Regions from separate parts of the Homo sapiens genome. Here all the other regions are linked to region 2. A link is a loop called in an ENCODE intact Hi-C map of the cell type or tissue named here. Cell type or tissue: PC-3. All regions are shown on one strand.

Region 1 (5,000 bases), 84 kb before region 2:
TCAAATCAGTCATCGGATTTTGCAATGTGACCCAATTAATCTTGTGTGTATTACACTTTCCCATAATCCCCACTTTCAGCCAAAGTTACACTAATTTTATATTGGCTTAGAAAGCAGGAGAAAAAAGTATTTGTCTAGGCTTGTATTTTTTTAAATTCTCTTTCCATACATATTTTAGTTCCTAAGAGCTGGAAATACTGGCTCTTCATATATTTAAGATGCCTGAAAATTATATTTTTATGCTATTTAATACATATTGTGATGTTTGAAGAGAATGATTCATCACTTAGTCATGACCAAAAAGAGAACTGGAGTTTTCACCTCAGTGTTTGCTTAAACCTCAGGAAATCTTTTTTTCTTTCAATTGGAGAAACCCAGATTTTATTTTTTACTAAAGACTGGAGATTTTACTGATTTAATCACTTGTCAATAAAAATAATAATAGCTCCTTTGAAGACACAAATTATTACTTGCCCCAGATATGGCAAGGAAAATTACCATCACTTTACTCCTTCCAGTCTCTCTGTCACCAGATTCTACCTCCCCTCTCTGATCTTATCACATTCTTTGGACTTGCTCTTTTCAACCACAGCCTACCCTGCCCCCATCCCTCACCCATCTCCTACATATCCTTGTAGTGAATGCCTGTTTAGTGCCTTTTTTACAGCTTTCCGATGCTTAGTTCCAACCTCACCATTATCTAGTGGTCATTCACAAACGGGTATTAATTAATTAGTTAATCTTTATTAAATATCTATAACCTAAAATGACCTTGCCCCTCTCTAAATTTCTACAGTTTTCAGTTTAAAAAACAAGAGCCCTAGATTATTTTCCATTTGTTACATGAAAATAAAACATTATTTCTTCTGCAAACTCTTTCAAGGTAGGAACAATGTTGCATGTTTTTAAAAAAATAGCATTGAAAAGACTCAAACAAGAAAGAGAAAAAATAAAAGCCGCAAAGGGCATCCCAGACAATGTGACGAAGAACCCGGTACCTGCTTTAATACTTACTGGTTTGCTGTTTTATGTATCACATATATATTTGCTATTTGAAGATAAAACTACTTGTTAAATGTCGTACTTTTAAAAAATCATTTTACATTAGGGAGACATACATTGAAATCCGTTATATAAATTTGTTAGGGTGGAATAAGCCTTCTTTAAACACAAATCAAGTGCAGAAAGAAACAAAAAGCAAACAATGCAGTGCCACTCGGATTCTAAGTCCATTAACATAGTAATTTATAGTTGGATTTATCTTCTAAGGGCTTGTGGAATTGAGCCTGAAAACAGGCAAGTGTGCATAATTGTTCTTTTTCAAGCCAGAAACTATTTTTCTTTCTCTTTGAAGGTTAAAGTCAGATTTGTAACTTACAACTTAAGCCTCTTTACTATTTTTCCTATTTTCCATGGAATGATTCACCAGTGTTTCACACCGAAGGAAAAGGGTTGGAGAGAGACTCGACTTTTTGTTTTATCCATCAGATTTTCTGAGGTGTTCAAATGGGTAATTTCCAAAGAACAACACTGACAGTCCCTAAAGCCAGTAATAAATTAAATTGTAAAATTATGTTTGTTTGTAGAAAGCTTATAGATTCTTACAAAGCCCTCACCTTGTACGTCAAGCCACCTCCGTCCCATTTTGCCCTCTATTTCTTTTCCTTCACCCCTGCATAGAGCTCTTGGCTCAGTTTTGATCTGTAACTGCCTTACATTGGAATAGCCTTTCAACACACATTGGCTGTGCTGTCCAAATAATGGGCTTTCCAACTTTTTGGGTTTTTTTTTAACAAAATGTCCAGAAACTCTGTTTTGCCTTTTGGGCAGGATGTCAGGGAAGGCAGGTGGTTGAAAGGAAGCCTGGAGATGAAAGAGATAATAAAAAATGTGCTCACATTCTGGTACATACTCCTACCTTCCCAGGACAAAGACAAGTTTGGGAGTTTTCTTTAAAGAAGACTGGTAATACGCTAATGGTGCAGCAAGTCTGTCCCCAAAGAGTGGAAGTGAATGAGACCTGGGTATTTTCCATGGAATGATTCACCAGTGGTTCACACCGAAGGAAAAGGGTTGGAGAGAGACTCATGACCATAATTCATACTGAGGTCTCTTTGAAGACAAGAAACCTATTTTTTCATCTTTGACTCTCCAATAACTTATAAATATTTGTTGTATAAATATTTGTTTAATGATGATTGAATGAGTTTTTATTCTGAGCTTTGCTAAATAGCACCAATACTAAATTCTATGTGTGTTCAAGTGACTATATTAGAAGAGCTGTGCATATTTTGTGTGTTTGTGTGTGTGTGTTTGTACTGACATAGAAGTGGCATGAGTGGGGAAATAAATATGAATAGGTAGGCTTTGCAACTGAAGTAATTTCAACCAGAGAGCACAGAAAGTGATTATCATTGATTATTAATGGATGTGCCTATCAAAAGACGGAAAGGTGCATTTATTTATTCAGTCATTCAGTAAGAATTCAGTGGGAAGTTACTGTGTGCTTTAGCCCTGAAGCAGGTGTTGTGAATGATACAAATATAAGTCAGATGTCCCCACAGGTGATTTTTCTGGCTGTGCCACACCCAGCATTATAAAGGACAGGGCATCTCTGACCATCAGCAAATAGAATCCACTCCCACTGAGCTCCTTACTGGGCAATGCTGATTTTATTGAAGATTCCATCAGGGAGGCAGAGAAAAAGTTTATATTGCATCTACCATAGCCCTCAACATCTCGTATACCTTGTTTAACATAATTCTTCTCCTTAGTCCTTGTACCTCCCCTAGGCTTCTCTTTCCATCATTCTGGTACACAGCTCTGTGCCACTCATCTCCTCTCTCCATGGCTTTTCTGGAGCAAATGTGTATATATCGTACAGATGCCACCAGGGCTCTGTTCCTACATCCTCAGACCTTACCATTATGTGCATGTAGACCCAGCTCCTGATCCCAGCTCTCATCTCTTTGCCTAAGATAGATAGGTAGGTAGGTAGATAGATAGACAGACAGACAGACAGACAGACAGACAGTTATTCCCATGGAAGAGCAGCTCCATCTGTTTTTTGTAGTCCTCGGTGTAATCAACCTACTAGCCTGAAAGGCAGGATTCTTACACACTTCTCTCCATACCTATTTTAACCTAGGTTCCCCTAGAAGCAGATCCTGATTTTGAAGGATTCAGTGCGAATAGTTTATTTGGAAGGTGAACCTAGAACTCATAGAAGAGACAGGGAAGGGTGGGGAGTGAAGAAAGTATGCAATATCAAGTTGCCCCTTTAGGTGACTGGAGTGGAATCTTGCTAGGCTTTCTGGTAGTCGGTGTAGAACACACGTTAGAATTATTTTACCAATGGTTGAGCACTTGGTTGAGGCACTTACTGGTTGAGGGCTGCTCCTTGGTGGTGGGTGTCAATCTCCTGGTATTTCTGGCCTGCCATGTGCACAGGCAGAGTGGGATCTGGCAGAGCAGGCACTGGCTGTCAAAGAAAGCCCTTAGACTTTCTCTTCTTTCAGAGAAAGAAGAGAGAGGAAGCCTGTGCCAGGCTGACAGCCAGGGAAGGCTCACAGTCTCCAGAGGGCAGGGTACCTTGCGGGGACAGTATACTGTTTGGCCTAGCAGTGAGGTGGGTGTGGCCTGAGTCCTCCCTAAGATGGGATCAGTATAAATTTGCCAAGGAGCCCTTGTGACAGAGGAAGGGCTGTTCTCTATCATTATCATCCCCCCTTCAGTCTTGACCACCAGGATTGTAGAATTGACACATCTTCACTTCTTGACTTCCTGCTATCACCTGGGAGTGGATACATTGTTTTCTTTGGCATTATTAATAGAGATAATAGTAGCCAAGAACAGTTATTGAGCATTTATTATAGGCCAGACACTGTGCTAGATGCTTTTCATGCATTCGCTTATTTAATCCTTCCCTAAACTCTGAGAGGTAGATACCATCATTGGCCCTGTATCAATGGAAGATGAGGCAGTAACTTCCCCCCAGATCTTGCAGGTATGAGTGCTGGAGCTGATATTTGAACACAGGTAGCCTGGTGCCAGAGCCTGCACTCATTTACTCTTGCAGAGACTATTCAGTCTAGGCCTTTTGCCTTTCTTCACACTATTTTGAGGTGGTTGAGATTAGGCATATTTGAATGAGGATGGGTCGGAAGGTGTGGTGCACAATGCTCCCATGATCCTCTGGGGGGAATGCAGGACTCAGGGTGGTTCCAAGAGACTTTTAGTCCTGAGACTCCTCACCCTATATTCACTACCTCCGATGTTTTGCCACCATCTTAGAAGAGGAAAAAGAAGTCCCAAATTGTCTCGTGGGAATGGAGATAGAAAAGTGCAGTTTTATAATTTTGCCTTGTGTTAGCAAACTGTAAAAGCATCTTTCTCCTGCTTCTTCCCTGACTCAGGGCCCAACATTTGAAGCCAGAGCCCTGAATGTCATTTCATCTGAGAGCTTCCTGCCATCTCTCCTCCCTAGCCATGCTTAAGATAGGGAAGGATGAAGTGGCTTTCTGTGACTTGTCCTGTTTCAACTCAAGAGCCATGACTTTGAATTGGAGAAACACCATTCTAGGCTTATACCCAGCCTTCTGGCAATATTTTCCTTCTCCTTATGCAGCAACTTCCAGATTGTGCTGTTCCTTGGCACATATCTGATTTTCTTTCATTGGATCTTTCTAAAAGATGGATAATAACACTATTTCTACTCAAACTGATATTTTCACTCTATCCTGGGAAACGTATGATCCCCTTTCACCTCACACGACCCTGGAACTTAGGCTGTACTGATTAAAAAAGCAAACAAACAAAAAAACCTAGAGAGGAGAGGCTCTTCTTTGTATATAAATTAAGCAAGTTATAAATTCTGCCTCAACACAGTTTTGGGGATGTAGGAAGGTTATTCCAAAAAAAAAAGAGAGGTGAAGAATTCTTCAGCAGTTCTCTGATTATACATAGGAGAACTTATTTTCTCTGGATTAAAACAACTCCCA
Region 2 (5,000 bases):
ATAATTCATTCACATTTTATATTTCAAGTTTGAAATACATACAAACTATCTGATTCTCATACAGTTATATTTCTAGATGTGATTTCATTGATGTTTATGGTAGAGGATTACAATTTACAAAACTATAAAACCTGCTTTATTTGCCCTGTGTGGCAAATAGTTCAGCTTTCTCATTTTACATTGCTGAACGAGTTGAAAATATTTTGCAATTACTTCGGTTATTAATTTCAAAAAAAAATTCTATCAGTATTTCTATGAGGGATTTGTAATTGTAATTTCAGAAGCCACACGCCCAACGGATGGACTGTTTTTTTTTAAAGATACCCAAAAGCAGGGTTGAAGTTTGAAAACAAAGAGAAAAATCATAGTTAAAAAAATAGTATATAGTTTTTTATTAAAATGAAAAAAAATCATGTAAGAAACTATAACGAGGTCAGGCGCGGTGGCTCATGCTTGTAATCCCAGCACTTTGGGAGGCAGGCGGATCATGAGGTCAATAGATCGAGACCATCATGGCCAACATGGTGAAACCCCATCTCTACTAAAAATACAAAAATTAGCTAGACATGGTGGTGCATGCCTGTAGACCCAGTTACTCAGGAGGCTGAGGCAGGAAAATCATTTAAACCAGGGAGGTGGAGGTTGCAGTAAGCCAAGATCACACCAATGCACTCCAGCCTGGCAATAGAGTGAGACTCCATCTCAAAAAAAAAAAAAAAAAAAAAAGAAGAAGAAGAAATTATAATGAGAACTAATTTTAGAATTTAAATTGTTCCTTAATGCTTTTTGTTTATTTATGTTGAAAAGGAAGGCTACTCATATCAGAGATACCTTCATGATGACAGTGCTTAGTAAGTGATTTGTAGTTACTTTTGCTTTCTGTCTTAATACTTGGGTATCACACACAGAAAAATTAAGAAGAAAAATAAAAAAAGGAATTTCCACTCAACATTTCCCAATTTGAGATTATTTTTCTATTAGGAATAATTTCAGAATTTTGTCAAGCAATTTTCAAATAATAATACTTTTTGTGGTTTATAATACCATAATCCACGTGGTTCAGTCTCAGAGCAGTATTATGGCTAAAAGTATACAGTCCTTGCAAACAAATTTAATTTCAAAATAAATGAAGCCCTTTTCTTGTATGTACTGAACACTATGATGAAGACACATGAGTTTCAGCAATTCTTAAAATCCTCTTTTTTCTCCCCTCCACCCAACACTATCATATATAATGTCTGTTCCTGGACCTTTCTCAAATCTCCAAAAAATCTCCTCTACCTTCAACCTACATGACTTTTTCTATTATTTTTCCACTTACTTTTCTTCTTCTAGCCCCTCATTATACAAATTGACATTATATATAAATGGGAAATAAAATGTATATTGACACTAAATCATTCTCCCTCATCCTCCTACTATTCCAATGAATCTCTCTGCCTGTTATTCTATTCTTTCTCTTCAAAGTCAGGAGAAATGGAAAGACACTTTTTGAAAGAGAAAAAACAATGACTGAACAAACCTGAAATTCTCTTTTGCAGACAGGTGGTAAGTATGAGAGAGAAACTAAAAATCTTCATACACCCATAATTTTTAGTTCGTTGCATTCTAATGGCTACAAAATTTACTGCCCTTTCAATGAAAGTATAAAGCTGTTCACAGAGAGTATCTAAACTTAAAATCCTGAAACCATCATTCCATTCAGACCATAATTTTTAAATAACATCAGCAGCAAGAGCTTAATAAATTGAAGGTTCTCCTCACTTCCTTTTAAGTACCTCAGAGAATTTAAAACCTAGAAGAGAGAGTTAGTTCAACTGTTTTTGCTCTACACATTTTTGCTTTGGAGAGTTGTAGTGGTTTGGGTTAAAATTTTGACCCTAAGCACTGTGATATTCCCTCCCACGATGTGAGTCCCAAGAAACATCTGGAGTCTTCTGCAATGGGTCTCTGAATTTTCATTTCCCTACGTGGTACATATACAGGTTGCACATTATGATTTAATCAGCTGTCTAGAAAAATAGGCTCTTAGAATTCTAACACACTGGAACCAGTTGTGGTGTTTTTAAAGTAACAGCAGGACCACACTTACATCCTAAGACAGCACTCAGTCAAGAGTTCTTTATATCTCTTTTACAGTTCCTCTCTTCATACAAAGTAAACTTTTCTTCCTTTGGTCAAAAGGACATAGGACGAGCTATCTAAATGAAAGCACAGTTCTCTTGTGTCTGATGAATCACTAAGTGACTTGGTTCAACATTAGGTCACTGTGGAACACAGACTGTAACAGAAACACATAAAAGCTCTGACAGGGGAGGGGAGAGATGCTATTCTGGAATATCGTTGCCAGAGTAACATAAACCTTGTGTGTTTTCACAAGGAAATGAGTCACTTGTTTCTGTTGGCTAAAACTCTGTTTTCTTTAATTTCATATTTTAGCTGTCTAATATATGCTGAAAGAGCCCAGGGTTTCCAGTCTTCAGACGGAGATAACTTGCTAATTAAAAGCTCAACAGAGGGTTTTGCATGGTAATTAAACAGAACTGGATAAAAGAAACACTCAAGCAAACAGGAGCACATAGCAAATGCAAGGGTGAGAGCACTCAAACCACAATCAGTCCTCTAAGAGGGCCTGGGGAGGGGGAGCAATACCCATTGAGATAATTCAGAAGACAACAACAACTACAAATAACATTCACTGGACCCAATTTGCTAAGAAAAAAGTATAATATACTCAGACAAACTCAGGATATTTTGCCTGGAATTATTGAGTTATTTTCACGTTTTCCTTTTTTTTTTAAGATTTACCATTAGAAAGACTTACAGCAGGGGCTACACACACAGAAGCCGTCTGAGCTTGGCTGGTGACAAACTAGTGATGCAGGCTGACTATGGGACAACAGGGAGTGATGGGGACTATGGCATTCAGTCAAAAAGTTTAAAATGCTGTGCTTTGCATAATGTATTTAATATTTTACCTGTGAGCCAGATTCATCCTATAGGGTACTAGATCGGGACCTCTGTTCTTGAGTGGCAAGAAACACATGCTTCTTCATTTTTATTTGAAGACTGGCTTTCTTTTAAATATATCCACTGATAAAAATGTCAATATTCATTCAAACTTTTAAAATTATTATTGATATAGATGTCTATATTAAGAATCCTGATACTTAATATATACATACATACATATATATGTGTATATGTGTGTGTGTGTGTGTGTGTGTGTGTGTGTGTAGTTCTCCTCCAGTTTCTTTGCTTTTACGTCCCAAAACATATGGCCATTTGGTACTACTCTGCCTATATTTTTTCTCCCTGTTCTTCTTGATACCTCTTTAAGCAAATAGTCATTACCATCTACCTCTAATGGGTTACAGCCTCTTCTCCCACACCCCAGAAACCTATTCTCAACTGCCCACTTTACCGGAACTGTTGACCTCTTAATCGCCCGCCCTAGTGGACTTTCCAGCCCTGATTCCCTTAGGCCTCCCTAACTCTGTTAGTCCTTACTGGGGACACTCCTTGTTTGTAATACTCTTCTTCATCAGTTTCCCCCTTAACCAAACTATGTTAATTCTCTTTATCCTTCAGTCCTCTGTTGACTTCCATATTTAAATTATCCAAGTCTGACCTCTCTCCCTAATTACCTTCTGAATATTTTTACTGATATCCAATATTCCACTCCAACATAATATTTTAAAAATCACACTCCCCATTTTCCTCCTCTAAACCAGCATCTCTTCCTGACTTCTTTATCTCTGTCAATGGTACAATCATTCTCTCCACAAGACAGTCTCAAACCAAGAAGCTGTCTTTGATTCTTCCCTTTCCTTTCTTTCTCCTACACACAGGATTAGTCGCCAAGCTTGTTGGCTCTTGTAAAGTAATCTATTCTATATCCAAGCCTTCTTTTCTGATCTCATAGCCACACCCTTGACCAGAACCTTGGTTATTATCACTTAATGCCTAATGTATTCCAACACTTCCCTAATCAGTCTCTGCCTGCAATCTCTCAGTGCTGCAACCCATCCTGCTCACTGCAGCCAGATATGCTGTATTTTAAACTCCGCTGTCATGGCTGACCCCTGCTCAAAGCTTCCAGTGACATCCTGTGCCTGTAAGTGCAGACATGGCAGTGTAGTGTTCAGGTTCTCCAGGAGGGTACCTCCTCTTACATTCTTATTTTCCTCATCTCCCACCTGAAGTCCTTCTCTTTCTGCACTGTTTCACTCCTTGTCCTTGAGCCTTCCCACCACCCAAATGATGCCCCCCCCTTCTAGAAAAAATGACCCTTCCCATTTTACCCCTACCCACTTTCGTGGCTCACCTCACTGACCACCTCCTCCCAGAAGCCTTTCCTGATCATATAGGCACTTTCTGCCATATTTCAGCTTGTGTTTATCAAAGACTTCATGAGTTTGGGTCTTGTGCTCTTCAAGAATTCTTAGCCCTCTAAACAGAAGAAGTCTTGTTCATGTATACTGTAGTCACAATGATATAGTTGCAATAGCTTTTCTATAATTATTTCTTGAATAAAGATGGTAATTATCTTAATACTGGCATCTATAGCTACTAAGTTGTACAGAGTGGAATATACATCTTAATGAGTGTGTTTTCAAGATTTTCATAACTTTTTACAGACATTTGTTCATCTTTCATGCATGTCTGAAAGATTTAAGAACATTAATTAAATGTCTAATCAATTTGTATCATAATTAACTTCTATCCAAATCCTTATTTAGCATCCATGTTCTTTCTTTTCTCCTTAGAAACATTTTCTTCTTCTCAGAGATATTTCTTCCTGCAATTGTATTTGTATCATATATACTTTATCAATTCTCATTTTTTAAAACCTGTTATTCAGTTTTTAGAATTTTAACTCATAATGTAGAATGTATATAGTCTCCCATTTTTCAATTGACTAGGATAGTCTCCAATAATAGAATTGCTGGGTCTAAGAGTATATGATTTTGTAATTTTGACAGATACTATCAAATAGC
Region 3 (5,000 bases), 75 kb after region 2:
GTTGCAGGAATTTCACATCTCAATTTCAAAACTTGTAAGATAGTGTGGTATTTGCAAGAGGACAAGTAGGTAAATGGAATAGAATTGAGACTCCAAAAATAATTCATACATCAATGACCAACTGAGTTTTGACTAGAGTTCCAGACAAATCTTTTCAACAAATGGTGGTGGGAAAACTGGAAATCTACATGCAAAAAATAAATAAATAAATAAATAAATAAATAATGAATTTGGAGCCTTACCTCACTCCATAAAAATTAACAAAAAATGGATCAAAACCATAAAAGCTTTAGAAGAAAAACAGGAGGTATATTGGATTAGATTAAGCAATGGTTCCTTTAAGATGACACCAAAAGCATAAACAACAAAAGAAAAAATAGGTAATCTGGACTTCATCAAAATTAAAAACTTTTGTGCTTCAAAGAACACCATAAAATAAGTGAAAAGGCAACCCATAGTATGGGAGCAAATAATTGCAAGTCATATATATAACAGATTTGTATCTAGAATGTATATTTATAAACTTTTACAACTCAAACATAAAAAGAAAATAACCAAGTTGAAAACTGGGCAGACTATATGAATAGATGTTTCTGCAAAGAAGATATACAACCAATACACATATAAAAAGATGTTCAACATCATTAGCCATCAAGGAAATGTAAATCTAACCCATAATGAGATACCATTTAATACCCACTACGATGAATACAATAAAAAGACAAAAACAATGTTGACTAAGATGTGAAGAAATTGAAACTCTCAAACATTGCTGATGGGAATGTAAAATGTTGCAAACTTTGAAAACAGCCTGGCAATTCTTCAAAATGTTAAACACAGATTTACTGTATGATTCAGCATTTCCACTGCTAGATACACAAATCATTTATTCACACAAAAAACTTGAGAAATGAAAAATAAAAATTTATGCCTGCACAAAATCTTGTACATGAATGTTCATTGCAGCAATAATCACAGTAGCCAAAAAGCAGAAAAAAACACCATGTTCATTAGCTGATGATGGATAAATATGGTATATCCATGTAATGGAATATTATTCAGCAATAAAAAGAAATGACATACTGATACCTGATTCAAAATGGATGAATCCTGAAAGTATCATGCTAAGTGAAAAACAGCCAGTTACAAAAGACCACATATTGTATCATTCTGTTTATATGACATGTCCACAATAGGCAAATCTATAGAGACAGAAAGTAGATTAGTGGTTGCCTAGAGCTAAGGGTGATGGTTGGGGACAAATAAGAGTAACTGCTAATGGGTGTAAGATTTTTTTTTTTGAGATAATAAAAATGGTCTAAGATTGTGGTAATGGTTGTGCAAGTCCATGAATATACCAAAAAATATTGAATTACACGATTTAAGTGGATTAATTATAATGTCATGTGAATTATATTTCAATAAAGCTATAACTAAAAAGAGAGAACGAGAGAATTAGGACATTGAGAAGAATAGTTCTTTCAACGAGTTTGCTCTAATTGGGACAGAGAAATGGGACAGCAGCCTGAGAGAAATGTGGGGTCAAGGAATGACTAGTTTCTAAATGAAAGATATTACATATGTTCGTATTTTAGTTAATGTTCTAAAGGATGATGATGAAAGAGAGAGAAAGCACACTTGCAATTAGGCAGGAAGTGATGAGAGCTATTGCAAAGTAGAGGAGGTAGCCTTAAGTCAAACCCCATAACTTGCAGTTCAACTCATCCATTGCAGTAGGGCTGGCAGAAAGTACAGTTACAGATGCAGAAATGTTGGCAGATTTGTGCTGTAGGCATGAGAAATTCTTTGTGAAAAGGGAAAGGGGGGAGTTGATGTTTTGAAGAGACGAAAGTATAGAATAGTCATTTAGAAGAATAAGAGAGTCGTAAAGTGAATAAAGTGCAGAAATATACTATTACTGTCAGGTAGCATTCAGAGCCTAACAGTTTGTGCTTACATGTTTAAAGTGAGACCACTCAGCACAGCTGAATATATTTATCTTTCAGAGGCTTAGGGGTGTGCCAAGAGTAGGAAGGAAGGTTGAATTTTACAAAGGTGTAATCGGTGAATACTTGGTGGGCTGGGTAACAAACAGTAAAAAGTTAAGCCAGTGGATTAGAGGTCCTGGAATGGTGAGAGATTTGTCAAAGGGAAGATACTGGAGGGAAGGAGAGGGAGGAAAATAGGAAGGACCCAGGGAGGAAGGAGGAAAAGAAGGAAAGAAGACAGTGTTAAAAGAAAAACTTCAGCTGAATTAAATTTAAAGGAGTTTAATTGAACAATGAACGATTTGCAAATCAGGCAGCACCCAGAATCACAGATTCAGAGAAACTCCAGTGCAGTCATGGGGTGGAAGAAGATTTACAAACAAAAAAAGGAAAGTGACATACAGAAATCAGAAGTGAGGTACAGAAACAACTGGATTGGTTATAGTTCAGCATTTGCCTTACTTGAACACAGTTTGAACACTTGACAGTATATGAGTGGTTGACATATGGCTGCTGGGATTGGTCAGGACCCAGCCACTATTATAGGCACACACTTCCAAGTTAGGTTCTCAATCTTGTCTACCTATTAACTTATGTTGTAATTCGTCCACAAAGGACTCAAATAGAGAAGTACAGAGTCCTTATCAGGCCATATTTAGTTTGCTTTAATGGAAAGGAGGGGAAGGGGAAGGGAGGAGGGGAAGGGGAAGGGAGGAGGGGAAGGGGAAGGGAGGAGGGGAAGGGAGGAGGGGAAGGGGGAGGGGGAGGAGAAGGGGGAGGAGAAGGGGGAGGAGAAGGGGGAGGAGAAGGGGAAGGGGGAGGGAGAGGAGAAGGGGAAGGGGGAAGAGGAAGGGGGAGGGGGAGGAGAAGGAGAAGAGGAGGGGAAGGAGAAGGGGGAGGGGAGGGGGGAGGGGGAGGGGAGGGTGAAGGGGGAGGAGGGGAGGGGGAAGGGGGAGGAGGGGTGCTAAATTCTTCAGAGAATGAAGGACAGTGACCTAAAATCAATAGTTATCTGAACCAGGAAGATTAGTGTGTGCTTTAAAGACACTTTAAGGGAGGTGAGACACTTTGCAAAGAATTATTTTAGGAATTTTAGAAAGAAATTTTATTAAAATTTTATTGGTTTGCAAATGACAAAGAGGAACTAAGAGGATGACTTGCCCACCTCCAGTTCCTAAATGAGAAAACAGGTGCAAGAAACACAAAGACCTCAAGGACAGCCAGGTTTCAGTCACAGGAGTATTTCCTAACTTGTTCTTTATTATTACCCCCCCTAAGGAGCCTTTTTAGGTATTACCCGATTGTCCCCTGTGAAATTGTGAAAGATCTATGTTTTGTATGTAAAGAGTATGATTTTTTCACTGCCCCTGCCCAACAAGAACTAATTTTTGCCCACATTGAGAATTCATATATTAAAGCAAGAACGTAAAGGGAGTAGTCAGAGAAGAGGTTGAAAATAAATGAAGCCCGTTACTGGAAATACACGGATACAGGCCCATTCACTCATATCACTAAATTTCTTACTTAATCTATGTTCAATTAGTTAACCAAAGAAACTTTAGGGCCGGGCGTGGTGGCTCGCGCCTGTAATCCCAGCACTTTGGGAGGCTGAGGTGGGCAGATCGCAATGTCAGGAGATCGAGACCATCCTGGCTAACATGGTGAAACCCTGTCTCTACTAAAAATACAAAATTAAAAAATGAGCCAGGTGTGGTGGCGGGCACCTGTAGTCCCAGCTACTGGGGAGGCTGAGGCAACAGAATGGCATGAACCCGGGAGGCAGAGCTTGCAGTGAGCCGAGATCACGCCACTGCACTCCAGCGTGGGCAACAGAGCGAGACTCCATCTCAACAAAAAAAAAAAAAGAAAGAAAAAGAAAAGAAAGAAACTTTAAAAAGAGAGGGGAAAAAAATGAACAGGTGGAAGTAAACATTGAAATTATGAGCCTCCATTTGCAGCCAATGTCTGGTTCTCCATGATGGGGGAGGTTATGATACAATAGATGCTATCTTCATACATCTCAGTATTTTTGCATCCCAGGTACAACTGTTGGATATCCTTAAAAATGTTTTTATTCATGAGAAGAAAACACTAGTCATTTAATACCATCTATATTTGAAAAGCATACCAAAGATAGTTCTGTGCTTTAACCAAAATGACATGACATACATTTTGGGGGGTAAGACCTCAAAAGCACAGATGACAAAAGCAAAAATATACAAATAGGATTATATCGAGCTAAAAAAACTGCTGCACAACAAAGGATACAGTCAACCCAGCGAAGAGACAGCCTACAGAATACAAGAAAATATTTGCAAACTATCCATATGACAAGGGATTAATAATTAGGATACATAAGGAACTCAAACAACTCAATAGCAAGAAAACAAATGACCTGATTTTTAAATGGTCAAAAGACCTGAATATACATTTTTCAAAGACCCACAAATGGCCAACATTTGAAAAACTGCTCAATATCACTAATCACCAGGGGAATGCAAATCAAATTAATGAGATATCATCTCATTCCAGCTAAAGTGGCTAATATCAAAGACAAAAAATAAGAATGTGGAGAGCAGGAAATGCTAGTAAACTTCTGGTGGTAATGTAAATTCGTGCAGCCACTATGGAAACCAGTATGGAGTTTCCTCAACCAACTAAAAATAGACCTACATATGACCCAGCAATCTGCTTGGTATATATCCAAAAGAAAGAAAATTGGTTTATTGAAGAGATATCTGCATGCCTGTTTTTTGTATCATAGTTCACAATAACCAAGACATGAAATCAACCTAAGTGTCAATCAATGGATGAATGGTTAAAGAAAATGTGGTGTGCATACACAATGAAATATTATTTAACCATAAAAGAGAATGTAATCCTGTCACTTGCAGCAACATGGACGGAACTGGAGGTCATTATGTTAAGTGAAATAAGCCAGGTACAGGAAAACAAATATCATATATTCTGACTCATATGTGGAAGCTAAAATAGTGGATCTCATGGAGGTAG
Region 4 (5,000 bases), 53 kb after region 2:
TTTTTGTTGCTTTAAAATTAATCTCATTGTCTTTGGTTTTCAACAGCTTTTAATGTGATATGACTTGGTTATTTTTCTTTTATTTATCCTGTTTGTGTTTGAGGCACTTCCTAAACCTTTTGGTTCATCAGTTTAGGAAAAAATTTTACTAATTATCTTCTAATGTTGCTTGTGCACTCACCTTTTCTATGTACTCAATTGACATATGTGATATAAAATGTTAACTGTTTTCCATGTATCTCTAATGTTCTTTTCTATACTTTTTTTTTTTTAAGACAAGGTCTCACTCTGTCACCAAGCTGGGATACAGTGGCATCACCACAGCTCACTGCAGCCTCGACCTCCACAGGATCAGATAATCCTCCCACCTCAGCCTTCTTAGTAGCTGGGATTACAGGCACACACTACCATGCCAGGCTAATTTTTGTATTTTTTTTGTGGAGACAGGGTCTCCTTATGTTGCCAAGGCTTGTCTCAAACTTCTGGACTCAAGCAATTCACTCAGCCTCCCAAAGTGCTGAGATTACAGGTATAAGCCACCACACCTGGCCAATTCTTTTTTTCTCTGTGCTGCAATTTATTTTTCTATTGACTTGTCTTCCAGTGCACTAATCATGTCTTCTGCTCAATCTATTCAGCTGTGAAACTCATCTATTGCGTCTTATTTTTTATTTCTAAAATTTCCATTTAATTCTTTTTTAGTAAATTCTAATTCTTTGGTAAAATTTTCCATCTTGATTCCTATTTTCCTTCCCTTTCTCTACTTTCTTTAGCATCCTAATGATAGTTAAGATCCTTGTGTGTTAATGTCAATATCTGAATCAACCATAGGTGTATTTACATTCTCTATTTTTTTCTCTTATTGTTGGTCATATGATCCTATCTCTTGGCATACCTAGTTGTCTAGTTTAGTGAACACTAGACAATATATGTGTGTATACAGGTGTACACACACTCACACACACACAGAACAGAAGCACCATATAATGTTAACTTCATCTAGAAAAAGTTTGTCTTTCCTGTGCTGGAAAGGTTAGAAACTGATCAACCTAATTTGATCAAGGCTGACTGCAATTTTGTATGACTAAGTCTGCCTCTGGTTTACTTCACTCCTGGATAGGTCCTGAACTTTTATCCTTGTGTTTCAGCATGGCAGGACTGCTGAAATCTTTTATGTTTTTTTGTAGGCTTTCTGCTTAGCTTCTTACCCTTCTGAACCACAGCTTTAAATTTTTAGCAAATGCATTGAGCTCTATGTATTGACTATGTGTCCATCTCAGTGTTCTGCCCCATGCTTTCTTAGCCACCCCACTTTCCCTCTCACCACTGCAAAATTCTCTGCTGGTTTTACTGTCCCCCCAGCAGTGGCCTTCCCTCTTGGAGGCAAATTTCAGATTTTCAGCCTCTGCCCCATTCTCCAGGGTAAAATAAACAGATGCAGACTATTGGCTGCAATCTCTGAGGTTGCTCCTTTTTTGAATATTCCTCCTCCCCTCAGCCTTGGTTGCTTCAGTAGCTCTCCAATGCCATGAAATTAATTGTTTTTGTTTCATCTAGCTTTTCTAGTTGTTTTGGGCTAAAGAGTGGTTTGTTGCTACTACTTCAACATAACCAGAAGCAAAAATCCATCATTTTTTTTAATGAGTTCTGGGGAGCCCTTGTTAAGGAACAAAAAAAGGACTGCTGGAACATACATCCTTTGGGGGGTTTCCTGGGTCATGTTTTACCTCAGTGTGTCCAAGAGGCAGTATAGTTGGTTGTAACCATGACTCTTCATTTAAGTGCTGAAAAACATAGGCCAGCCATTGAATTTTTTCTGCTTAAAAAGTGAGGACATTATCTTCCCTTCTTGACAGAACTGTCATGAAAAATAAATATTTATTTAAGAGTTTTGGAAAGGTAAACATGACATGTGTTATGTATACAGTCAGTCCTACAATATCAAATGTTTGTTTCTCTAGCTGTTCATTGGATGAATGTCTTTCTCCCCTAGTTAGATTGTAAGCACTTTAAGAGAGGGCCTGTGTCCTCTACTTCCATCTTATTTCCTGTGGTTTCAAGCTTTGCGTGACTCACAAAATAGTCATCATTTAAGTGTTTTACTTTTAAAAAGCCACCTTACCCCATGTCTGTCCATATTAAAGTATTCTGGAAGGCAAGCTATCAGCCTTGCTATGGTGTGAATGTTTCTGTCCCTTTAAAATTTATGCATGGAAATCTCAAGCCCCAAAGTGATGGTAGTGAGAGGTGAGGTCTTTGGGAAGTGATTAGGACTTGAGGACAGAGACCTTATGATTGGGATTAGCACCCTTATAAAAATGAGACCCAGAAAGCGAGCCCACCACTTCCACCTTGTGAAGACACAACAAGAAGACATCAACTATGAACCAGAAAGCAGGCACTCAACAGACTTCCCAGCCTCTAGAAGGGCAAAAAACAAATTTCTGTTGTTTATAAGCTACCAAGCTTATGATATTGTGTTATAGCAGCCCAAATGGACTAAGAAAAGCCTCATTTGGATTTCTGTCAATCTATGTTGGTAAACAACAGCTTTGGGATTTGTAATGTTACGTGCTGACAAATTTAGAGGACCAATTTTGATAATTAGTTTTTATTTTCTCTTTCATCCTTTAAACTAATAAAGTCTTAGGGTAAAGAAATTTCAACAGCATGAAACAGTAGATGACTTCACTTGCTGATGATGATTAGACCCAACTTCTTTTTTCGGTAATTACTAATATGTGGTAGAAGTGGATCACCTCTCTTAAAGACAGGGTACTTAAAGTGAAATGCTTCTATGTACCCATTCAATCTCCACCTCTCTCCACCAGACCCTTGCTTTCATCTAAAAACAAAAGGAACCAATTACTTATTCCAAGGTAGTCTTGAAAATCATTTAGACATAATTAAAGCTTGCAATATCCTGTAAGCAAGTACCATATTCTAATATTTTCTGCCAAGAACTGAATTTGCTAGGCATGACACATTTATTTCTGGCAGTAGATGTACCAAAACCTACCAACACCAGGGAATTAATAAATACCACAGCCCTCCTATGGAGCAAGTTGCATGAATATTTAATAGGAAATGCATGATGAATTTCTTGCATGATTATGCAGAAAAACATTTGGGAATGATTGCAGCTGTTACATGAACTAGCTCAGTCTCCCCCATCTCTGTCTTTATCAATCTCAATATTGTACTTTAACTTCAGCAGTAAGCTATCTCCAATGATGAGTATTGCAGACACCTGTCAACATTTTAGGACATGTGTGACTCTTTATATATGCTATCTGTGTGTGTGTGCCTTACAACTTTCAGTGGTGCATTTTGAGGGAACTGAGAGAGAAGGTGAAATAAGCTAAAAGGTAATAGCTGTCACTCTTATGGGTGTGTCACATTTTCTCTGACAAGACCTTTACATCTCCACCTAAGCCCTGTGAAAATCTAATCTAATCTAAATTTGATAACGGTGAGATTTTTGCAGATTCTTAGTTGTTTTTAGTATTACAAAGATGTTTTTCTTCCTTCATGTGTATTGTATATCCTTTAACCATCCTCCCCTTCAAAATATGTACCTTTTCAGCAGGTAAAATAGTCCTTTAACATTTTTTAACTTTCTGGCACATTCATAAGGTTGAAAGATCATTGAACAACAAAAATTTTTTTAAATCAAGAATTAGAAACAGAAGATCATTTATCAAATTTGAACAGGGAGGCCAAGTCAACATGTTTTGAAAGCCAGTCGGTTTGGGCCCTCCAGAGCTTCAAAGGGCATCTCTTTAAAATAAAAGCCGCTTTTTTATTCCATTCAAATTTCCCAATTCATAGTCGATCTTCAGCACCCTGTTCCCAGGAAGTGGGGATTCCAGAAAACCCTCAAACCCTGGAACCTCCACAGACAGAACACAATGTTATCAAATCACTGCAGGGAGCTCAAACAGGCCCAGATTTTGACAATAGCTTGTGACCTTCTAATGAATTGCAGGTGACACAATGTCTATGCCCTCTAAAGCAATTGAGTGCTTACTAAATGTCATTAAAGAGTTGGCACTCCTTAAATTATCAAGTGGTAATTATATTATTGGCTTCATAACAAGAAGAAAATCCTTCTAAATTACATATTTGTTCCCCAAGAGTGGTAGTGAGATGAGTGGTACCTACAAAGATGGTGACTTACTTTACTGCTCTCACATGTTGGAATCTATTTTTGGTAAGAGCTCTGGTCAACCTGGACAGAGGCTCTGCAATCACAAAGATAAATGCATCCTCACTGAATCATGTTTCTGTCTGAAGAAAGTGTAGACACAAGAGAGGATGTGGTAAAAATCCAAAAATTTCAAGATGTGCACCCAAGTTAAACAAACAAACAAAAAATCACGAACAACACTAGAAAGCAACTTCTTTTTCCAAAAGTTAAAATGTCACAGTGAGGCAAGACAGTTTCTATCCTGGCTTCCCTATTTCCCACTGGAATCTGAATGTCTAATATGTGTGCATCCTTTGACAAGCTCACCAGAAAAGGCCATATGAAGGTTTCCCACTATTGAGGACATCCAGTGCTGCACTGCAAAACCCTTGCAAACATGTTACACACAGAACATCCCCTTGTCAGCAAAAGTGAATACTCATCCTTACCCATCACAGAACCTTAATCAGCAGCATAGTGCCTCAGTGATATAACTTAAGGTGAAATAGACTCACATCACCCCCACCTTCCATCTTGCCAAAGTCTAAAATTAACAACCAGTTCTTGTGCAAAAAATCAAAAAGGAAAACTCATCGTGTGCTAGAATTAACCTAAATGCTTTATTTACGGGGGTCTATCTTTGGTACTTTTAGAATATTTATATGCAGGCAGAAATATGTAGATTCAAGGAGAAGAAAGCCAAAGGGCCTTTGCTGTGCTGCACAGATACAGTTGAAATGAATTGCAATCTGACCATTAGATTATTTCTATTGTTAAAACATAAACTTTAGTTTGTGATGATGACTTAGTA

Evidence for each region. A loop is a pair of places that touch in the nucleus more often than their neighbours do. Peaks named below come from ENCODE experiments on the same cell type or tissue, not always from the same donor. Only the 100,000 strongest peaks of a DNase experiment are listed, where the experiment ranks them.
Region 1: a loop joins it to region 2, with 9 times the contacts of the local background. A loop is called at or near these places in 3 of 110 quality-filtered maps.
Region 3: a loop joins it to region 2, with 5 times the contacts of the local background. A loop is called at or near these places in 2 of 110 quality-filtered maps.
Region 4: it touches region 2 in a loop (4-fold over the local background); 3 of 110 quality-filtered maps call a loop at or near these places.

Annotation. Positions count from the first base shown.
Region 1 is chr2:160,748,246-160,753,245 of GRCh38, reverse strand. No RefSeq gene overlaps it. Among named protein-coding and RNA genes, the nearest start is that of RBMS1, 260 kb to the right of the region's middle. In PC-3, no CTCF peak of the experiment used is centred here; DNase peaks (open chromatin) are centred at 25, 585, 2,045, 2,545 and 1 weaker place; H3K4me3 peaks cover 2,600 bases; H3K27ac peaks cover 3,986 bases.
Region 2 is chr2:160,663,843-160,668,842 of GRCh38, reverse strand. No RefSeq gene overlaps it. Among named protein-coding and RNA genes, the nearest start is that of RBMS1, 170 kb to the right of the region's middle. In PC-3, no CTCF peak of the experiment used is centred here; a DNase peak (open chromatin) is centred at 2,292; H3K4me3 peaks cover 1,257 bases; H3K27ac peaks cover 2,326 bases.
Region 3 is chr2:160,588,405-160,593,404 of GRCh38, reverse strand. All of the region lies in intron 2 of LOC105373718 (a long non-coding RNA gene), which reads left to right. Among named protein-coding and RNA genes, the nearest start is that of RBMS1, 97 kb to the right of the region's middle. In PC-3, no CTCF peak of the experiment used is centred here; no DNase peak of the experiment used is centred here.
Region 4 is chr2:160,610,706-160,615,705 of GRCh38, reverse strand. All of the region lies in intron 2 of LOC105373718 (a long non-coding RNA gene), which reads left to right. Among named protein-coding and RNA genes, the nearest start is that of RBMS1, 120 kb to the right of the region's middle. In PC-3, no CTCF peak of the experiment used is centred here; a DNase peak (open chromatin) is centred at 2,055; H3K27ac peaks cover 1,306 bases.